2 separate regions of the Homo sapiens genome follow, and region 1 is linked to region 2. The links are chromatin contacts, found by Hi-C or POLR2A ChIA-PET in ENCODE. All regions are on one chromosome and are shown on one strand. Each heading gives the region's core, a stretch centred on a gene start or an enhancer-like site at or near the end of the contact. The rest is flanking DNA. Distances are from core to core; before and after follow the strand shown.

Evidence for each region. Hi-C counts contacts between places; a loop is a spot of excess contacts on that map. ChIA-PET counts read pairs that join two places held with the same protein, here RNA polymerase II (POLR2A). Pooled maps may share reads with other maps.
Region 1: a map of B cell shows a loop between it and region 2 (26-fold over the local background). The contact joins the promoter of STAM here to the promoter of MINDY3 in region 2. A Hi-C loop is called at or near these places in 6 of 168 maps with a recorded cell type or tissue (B cell, CD4-positive, alpha-beta T cell, CD8-positive, alpha-beta T cell and 2 more), 2 of 37 single-sample maps with no recorded cell type and 10 of 50 pooled maps. POLR2A ChIA-PET finds 5 or more read pairs at or near these places in 1 of 52 experiments (CD4-positive, alpha-beta T cell).

What each region holds. Positions count from the first base shown.
Region 1 is chr10:17,641,795-17,645,994 of GRCh38, forward strand. It overlaps STAM (signal transducing adaptor molecule), which reads left to right and starts at 2,357. Exons shown (of 14, transcript NM_003473.4): 1 at 2,357-2,585. The coding sequence starts at 2,546. STAM-DT (STAM divergent transcript) reads right to left here and starts at 2,124. Exons shown (of 1, transcript NR_110370.1): 1 at 1-2,124. RefSeq lists enhancers at 1,311-1,959, 1,960-2,609, 2,032-2,101, 2,252-2,371.
Region 2 is chr10:15,857,569-15,861,862 of GRCh38, forward strand. It overlaps MINDY3 (MINDY lysine 48 deubiquitinase 3), which reads right to left and starts at 2,939. Exons shown (of 15, transcript NM_024948.4): 1 at 2,638-2,939. The coding sequence starts at 2,731. LOC124902383 (a long non-coding RNA gene) reads left to right here. Exons shown (of 4, transcript XR_007062071.1): 4 at 355-1,232. RefSeq lists an enhancer at 2,681-2,730.

The DNA.
Region 1 (4,200 bases), core at 1,107-3,606, 1.8 Mb after region 2:
AAATGCATTTTCATCAATATCTGGCTCTGATACACCCAGTCTGAGCCACCAATATCTGGCTCAGGCACTTATGATAATGGCCCAAGACACTGCTCAGGATCTTAAGGTAAACAAGTTGTCACCTAATTCTGTCAGCCCAGCAATCAAAGCACATTTTTGAGAGGGAATGTTCTGACTTCCGTATCAGTCGTGATATTTCCGAATAATTCTATACTTGTCATAATGAAACACAAGCACGCTTTTGGTATTGGCCCTTCAAAACATTAAGAAACTGGTGGTACCAACATACCATTTTTGACATTGTTGTATTTTAACATTTTTTCTGCTTTTGAAAGGAATACACGCTCATCATTAAAATATTTTGAATAATAAAATGCACAAAGAACAAAAACATTGTCTAGAATCTTGCCACTCAGAGACAATCATGTCATAATATTCTCATGTATTTCCTTTCAGATTTTTAAAATTGTGGGCATTTGTAATTTTATAAGGTTTGTAACTTCCTTCTGAAAACTTGTGTATTCAGATGTCTATGTAAATATGAATCTGTATTATGCACCTTAAATGGCTGTGTAGTTTTCACATCTTATGTACTATGATTTAACTGACCAGTGTAAATTACAGTGATCAGTTACACTTATTTAGTGCTTACTCTATGCCAGGCACTGTAATAAGCGTTTTGCTTGTACTAATTCATTTGATCCTCACAACCCTATTATTCCTGTTTCTTACACATGAGGAAACTGAGACACCAAGAGGTGAAGCAATTTGTCCAATCACTCAATGTGGGACATTTAATGGCTGGCAATGCTTTGATCCTTTAGACAATGTTGCCATGTATACCTTTGTTCATGTTTTAAAAGAATGTCTTTAGGATTAATTTGCCGAAATGGAATTGCTGGGTCCTAAGGTTTTAAAAATTTTTTTACATGCTTCCAAATATTTCCCTTAGGAAGATTATACAGTATTTACACTTCATCCAACAGTATGTGAGTGTCTGACTCCTCACATCCCTGATTCTTTGCAATTTTTTTCTTTTTTTGAGACGGAGTTTCGCTCCCGGGTTCAAACGATTCCCAGCCTCAGCCTCCCGAATAGCTGGGATTACAAGCGCGCACCACCACGCCCGGCTAATTTTTTGTACTTTTAGTAGAGACGGGGTTTCACCATGGCCAGGCTGGTCTTGAACTCCTGACCTCAGGTGATCTGCCGGCCTCGGCCTCCCAGAGTGCTGGGATTACAGGCGTGAGCCACCGCGCCCGGCCGATTCTTTGTAATTTTTACCTAAATGACAAAACATTATCTAACTGCTACTTTAATTTGCACATTTCACTTTTAGAGGTGGGACTTCATTTTTAATGAATTTTTAAGCACTCTTTGATTACTATGTATTAATCCTGTGTTGACATGTCAATATTAGTTTCCACGCTACATTTGGAGATGCCGTAATTTGCGGGATAATTTCCATTTACGTACAAGATGTGCTTACTAAGTTTGTTCCAAGTGGGACGCAACATCTCTAGTAGATGCTCCTTAAAACTTCTCCATCACACAGAGAATAATTTTTATTGGTTAACTAAACTTATAAGTAAAATAAATAAACCAACATTTTGGGTTGCTAGGAATCACTCACTGATCAACTTTTAGCTCCAGTTTTTTTCTGTTTTCTTTTTTTTGCTCAGTCTAGGGAGGCTATCTTGGGCTGTGAAAGACATGTCACCAACCATCACAGCTGCTGAGTGATTGCACGGTTAGTCAGTAGGTGCCAACGCCCTGCTAGAAGAGCTGTCTGCAGATTCCAAAGCCGGGCGTTCAGGGACTCCCGGGAAGGAGCCAGCGTTACCTCAGCCTCTCCGAGGGACACGCGCGCCCTGAACACTCCCCTCTTGGGATTCAGGCCAATTCGTTCAGCTCCCATGACTTCATCCGAGCAAGTTTGTCACCTCACGCAGCTAATTAAACTGTTTACCTAGAAGATGATCCAAAGGAATTTCCATTTCCTTCCAGAGGGAATACAAGGTTATGATAACCGAGAGAGCGAGAGGAAAAAAGGCGCACAGCTCGACCCGAACTCAACCTGCTTTCTTTCTCCTGGCTCTCCCAGTCACTCCTGGGGTTGTTAGTAGGCTTCAGCACGCCTGAAGGACCCCGTCCTACGGAGACTCCTAGCCAAGGGAAAAGCAGAAAACACAAGAACTAATTCCACTCTTATGTGTGACTAATTAAAAGAGGAGTCAGGCAGAGGGGACTCCCTGTTCAGCCTTTACCGATGGGGCAGGCTCGGGGCAGCTTTGAGACAGGCAGCGCCAAGGTCGCCCAGATTCCCGACAAGCTCCGCGCGGGGGCTTCCTCGGCTCCTTGCTGTTGCCGCCGCCGCAGCTGCTGCCGCGGTTGGTGGGGTTGGGTGAGAGGAGGAGCTGTCGCGGACCCTGTAGAGTCGGTCTCTGTTGCTCTTTTTGCCTGAGGAGTCTTCCATCCTACGTCGAGCTCTGACTCCCGTGCTGTCGAGAGGGAGTCCCCGGGGACACCTCGGCACGCAGCGGAGATGCCTCTTTTTGCCACCAATCCCTTCGATCAGGATGTTGGTAAGTGTTTTTGCCTCTCCCTGCCCATTCCTCACCGGACTGCACGCTCACTCTGCCAGCCCCTGCCTGCATTCAGGACCCTCGGGCCAGGGCCAAGGAAGAGCTCGCTCTTCCCCTTTCCTGAGGCTCCCTCCTTCAGAGCTGGGAGGAGGTTGAGGGCTTGGCGCATCCTCTTTGAAAGAAATGGGACTCATCCTGTGAAATGGGCCTTGAGCTAGGACTGTAGGTTGCCAAAGAACTGCTGAATGGGTTGGTGTAAAGGGCCTGGGAGGAGCAGCTGGTGTAGCATCTGGTGCAGGGACTGTGCTTCTGGAAGAACAGCGAAGGGCTTAAGGCGTATGTTGGCTAGATTAGGATTGTAAACCCTGTACCAAAAGTGCTTGCCTAGACAAATAAATGTTGAGCGTCTGGAACTGGCAGAATGTTTTAGGTAAGGTTCCTTAGAGGATTTTAAAATCTTTTGTAACGGTAACTGAAGGAGGGAGCTCTGGTTAAGGGTAGACTCTCAAACATGTTAGGAGCGATGAAGATGAAATACTTGGCAACGACTGAAACCGAATTGAGGACCTGAGCCTTTGGGATGTCTCTCTTAGGCTAGGTCTCTGCACTTTAAAAGGTGTAAAGAAGTGTGGAAGAAGTTGTTGAATCTGGAAAGAGTTTGAAATGCTACATTTTTGTTGTTTTCTGAATCACTGGTATTAGGTACTGATGATGTCAATTCAATAGGTTTGCTTTTGGTTTTTAATTTTATTTTATTTTATTTTTTTCTGACTTGAAGATAATAATTATGGGAATTTGAGTTTCCGGGGAGAGAATTTTGGTTTAATTTGAACGCACGTAGGAACTACCTTGGCACACAAGTGTGGAATGAAAGCAAGCCAAATACCATTTCCAAATCCCTTATGGCAGAATGTAATCATTACTGTGAATAAGGACAACCTTATGAATTTACTTGTCTTTGTGTATTTTAATTATGAAAGGTGGATGTTGAATTTTTCTTTTTAAACTCTTCCTTAGAGCATGTCACTGAAACTTGGAAGTTTATATAAGAGTAGAAAAAAGTTCACTCCTTACCTCTGCCACTTCTCAGCTCACGGTGAAATCATAGGCAAGTTAAATTCTTTGAGTTCCAGTGTTCTTGTCTTTAAAGAGGGGAAAACACATCATTCCATTCTGCAGTTAAATAATATGTCTAGAGGGCCTGCTACAGTACCTTTATGTGGTTGGCACTTACTAGATGCTACCTTTTTTGTTCCACCTTAAATGAGTGTCCTGAATCTTAGCAGTGGACAGAACCTTGGAGATCACCGATTATACTTAATGAATTGGAAAATTGCATTTAATTTAATAAGCAGTTAGCACACACTACAGGACACAGCAGCTCAGTGACATAAGAGATACAGTGATGAGCAAGGCCTAGTTGCTGTTCTCAAGCAGTTTTACATCTCACTACATGAATCTCTAGGGGAAATACTTAAAACAGCTTCTTAATACTTGCTTCTTCTGTTTACAGCACCTTTGTCTAGTTTTCTTGGTCCTGTATAATTTAGCTAGCAACTACCCAATCACCTTTATATTCTACTGACTTTGTGAACACATATTTGCATTGGATTCA
Region 2 (4,294 bases), core at 1,689-4,188:
GCAGGAGGAAAGCAGAGAGAAGAATAAATTTTCACGTTAAAATAAAACCCTGCCAACTTTAAGCCCTTAAATTACATGGCTTATTGCCTTTAAAATTAAAACTGCCCAAAAAAAGAAGAAGAAAAAAAACACCCCGCATTTTTTAAAACGAACAGGGATTTGTAGAAGAGAATTATCTAAAAATGTCAAGCCAATTAAAAACAACTATGTGCCACTCCTGCAGCTTATTGTTTTAACAACCATATCAAAAGAATTTAACTTGATCAATCAATATAATTTTATAGATGAAATATCTCTAGACATAATTGTATAAATATTCATGCCAAACATCTTACATCTGTATCTTGCTTCCAGAAAACTAATGAGACTGCAGTTGTCAACTGAAGACACGATCACAGACTATGAAATAAAGCCAGAGTTGATGTCACATTAGTAATGCAGCAAAGCAGTGTCTTGTGCCTGTTCCCACAATCCCAAAGGACTGCCACAGCAATATTTAGCAATGGCCTCAAAGAACAAACAAATGAATACAACAGTTAACATATCAAAACCAGTAACAGGACCCCTCTGATTCAGAGGCGATAACTTCAAAAATATATGTTTGGTTGCCTTAAAATCTTAATCAGTGTAAGGCCTTGAAGAGCTACATATCCAAAATATAACTAACTGCACCCTGTAAACGAAAAAAAGAAAGAAATCCTTTATTTTGAAATGGTACTGATGGAACTAATCCTGTTAAAGAATTTCTGCATGATTAAAGGTGGCAGAGCGTTCTAATAAGTCATTATAAAGTTCTATTTAGAATAATGATTAGCCATCAAATAAACAACTTATTGTAATTGTCAGGAAAAAGCCAAAGAGTGAATTTGGCATAGTCTACAATTAAACACTTTTTAAAATAATATAAAAACAGCTACCATATACTGAGTGTTCACTATACGTCAGATAGTGTGCTAAGCACCTAAATTATTTACATGGCCTCTAATCCTCACAATAACTCTGTAAGGTCTATTATCTGTACTTTACAGAGAAGGAAACTGAGGCTTAAATAAGCTAAATCACATGAACCTGAACCAAGTACATCTATTCCAGACTGTGCTCTTAACCATTACTAGAACTGCCACCCTGAATCTTCCTTGTATTTGCATTACAGTATAAATATAAACAGGGCTGAATATTATCTTATTCTACTTTGTAAAATGTTTAATAAATGTTAACTGATTACAATGGAAGTAAATTTTTTCTTAGTCTTTCACAGTATTTTAGAGCTGCTTACTATTAGAATAAGTAAGTCAAAGTGGGAAGTGTTAAAATAAAATCTCCCTCTAAGAAGCCCAAGATTAGGTAACTGACATAATTGAATGTGAAAAAAAAGAGCCCAAGTCATTACATGTAGGGTTTGGGAACTCAAAGGAAGATAATGAAAACAGAGGTATATTAGGAATCGAGAGACCTGGAATCCACTCCCAGTTCTATCGATTTGTGCAACTTTGGCCCAGTCATTTACCTTTACAACTAATTTTTTTCGCCTGCAAAGCAACAGTGAGGGACTAAATATCCCAACTTAACAATACATCGTAATTGTAATTTTACCAGCTCTTAAAACAAACATGTGGGAGGGAGGGAGAGATTACGTAAATCCTGAATTTTTGTTACAAAATACACGTTTTGAAATAGGGGTTTATATTTACTATGCCAAAATTCCGCCCAATCTATTTCGGGAACAGGTGTTCCCTAAATAGATGTTTTAATAATAATAGTGTTTTACATACATAAATTATTGATCCTTCTGACTCAAGGTTATGTTTTAACCTCATCATCATCTTTCCTAAGTCACCTTTAGGAATGTGTCAGTTGTTTGCCTATCCAAACTTAAGAATTAGGGATAGTTACTAGTATAAAGCGCCCAGCCTGTTACAGTGCAAGAATTCAATAAATGCTTATTTTATTTCATTATTATTTGTACTAAGACTCTTCATGTAAGTAAAAGTCCTGTCTGGGTTACAAGCATACCGGCCGAGGAAGTACTATGATCCATATTCCTTTTTTAACCGTGACAGATAATAAACCATATAAAAAACGGGGATACTTTGGGCCAAGAGTACACTTTTTAGCAAATAACAGTGTTTATACACAGACTACCACGCCTAACCACATAATGACAATACAAACAAAAAACTGCTTTTTGGAATTAGCCACTTGGACTTTCCCTTGGACGTCCCTCCTTCTCACCAAAAATAGACCAACCACCACCAATAGACAGCTCTGTTAGGGGGTAAAGATGCGGAAGGCCACAGCACCCCTTGAGAAAGTGACACCGGGGCACGGGGCGCATCTTCCGTGTCACGCCCTGCAACCCAGCAAGGGGCCACCCTCTCCTCCTCCCCAGCCGAAGGGCAGCCCGGAGGATGGAAAGAGCGCTGCGGGTATTTAGTGGCAGCTGTAACCATTCTCCTACTCAAACTCTCCCCACCAAGGCAAGGCAGGGCGTGTCTAGAAAGTCCAGCTTCAGCGCTGAGCACGGCGACTGGGGCAGAGAGCGGGGCACGCGAGGGGCTGGAGCGAGAGGCGTCACAGGCGGACTCTCGCAGGGCAAAAGAAGCAGCGGCTGCAAGTGTGAGAGCCCCGCCAGGGTACCTTGCGTCCAGCGGCAGAAAATGGTGTCCGAGAGACCGGGGCTGCTCTTGGTGCCCCACACCAGCTCCATCAGCTCTTTAGTCAGTTCGGACATGATGAGGAACCGGCGGGCGGATCTTCGCTTTGCGGACTCCTGCCCCGGAACATGGGGAAGGGGCAACTCCGGAAACAGCAGCTGCGGGACGGCGGCGGCAAACGAATTGGAAGGTGAGGCAGGAAAGAAGAAGGGGCTGAGAGCCACTTGCAGAGACCAAGCCTGTCAAGCCAGGTTGGGGCAGCAGCGAGTTTTCCGTACCGGAAGTGCTGGTGCCACTTCCGACTCCTCTTTAACTCCCGCCCCTTAAGGCTGAGGGCCCGGAAGTCCCCTCCCCGGAAGTGAAATTGGAGGCGGAAACAGGCACGGAAAGCGGTGGAAGTAGCTTCTGACCTTTCTGAACTGTCTGGGACCCTTTGGTGGGGTGGTAGTTTTTGTATTGGGAAGGGGCGTCGGCGTGTTTCTAAACTCCAGGAATACCTTCTTCCTCTACGCACTGCTCTGGGCTAAGCTGGAGGCTCTGAGGCCCAGGCACTAGGAATTAGAACATATGCCCATTGCTTGTATTTTTCAATATTAATTTTGCAAAACTAGAACTATAAGGCAATAGTTGAGTCACAGTGCGGTAACATCCGTGCCTTTGTAGGGCGCTTCTCATAAGCTGGAGGCTGTCCGCCTCTGTACTTCAATAAATCAAAGTCAGACCAACTATTACCTAAAAACATGGCAAAGAATGTGGCATAATGTGCATTAGAAATGCTTCCACCAGCTGCAACGCAGAATTACAAGGTATTTGTAGGGAAACAAATTCAGAGCAACCTGTTTGTAAATGTTACAGCATTTTCATCTCCAGTTTTTGACACTGCAGAGTGTGTGGGCAACACCTGGACTAAAGTTTAGGTTTTACTCATTAACTAGCAGTTAAATTGAGTTCATGTGAAAACTTATGTTTGTGCTGCTTAAAAAAAGAGGGCTTGTATTGCCCGAGCTTTGAATTTAAAACGAAAGGGCAAAATCTGATTTAAAAAAAAATACATGCTTTTATTTTGGTTCTGTAAGGTTTCTGTACTCCTTGGAAACCATATTACTTTGGGATGCAGTAATGCAATAGTTAAGAGGCCAAGCTGTGGGTCATACTGGCCCATATTCCTACCTTTTGCACTTACTAGCAAGTTACCTACTATCTACCTAGGCTTTTTTCTTTCTAAAAGGGAGATTGCATACATTTCATATATTGTAAGGAATAAATGGAAAAAGTAACACATACAAAGGATTTGGTGTACTTCCTAGCACATGGAAGGCATTTATGCAACAGTGGGTATTTTTTTTACCTCAAGAAGCCATTTTGTGGGAATTTGATGCAACAGTAGTTCTGACTTTTTTACCCATAAATTCTAGCCAGTTGTATTTTAGTATAATACGTTATGTTCTCTAATTTCAAAAACATGCAGTTTCATTGTAGAATACCCTTGCATTTGGCTAATTAAAATTAACCCTTAATTTAAAATCTTTTAGATTGCAAATAAGGTTTTGTTAATTTATGCTTTATTACTAGCTATTTTTTCCTATTTATACGTTATTTCTAATTTTATTTTAATTAATTTAATTTTATTTCTTCAGTAC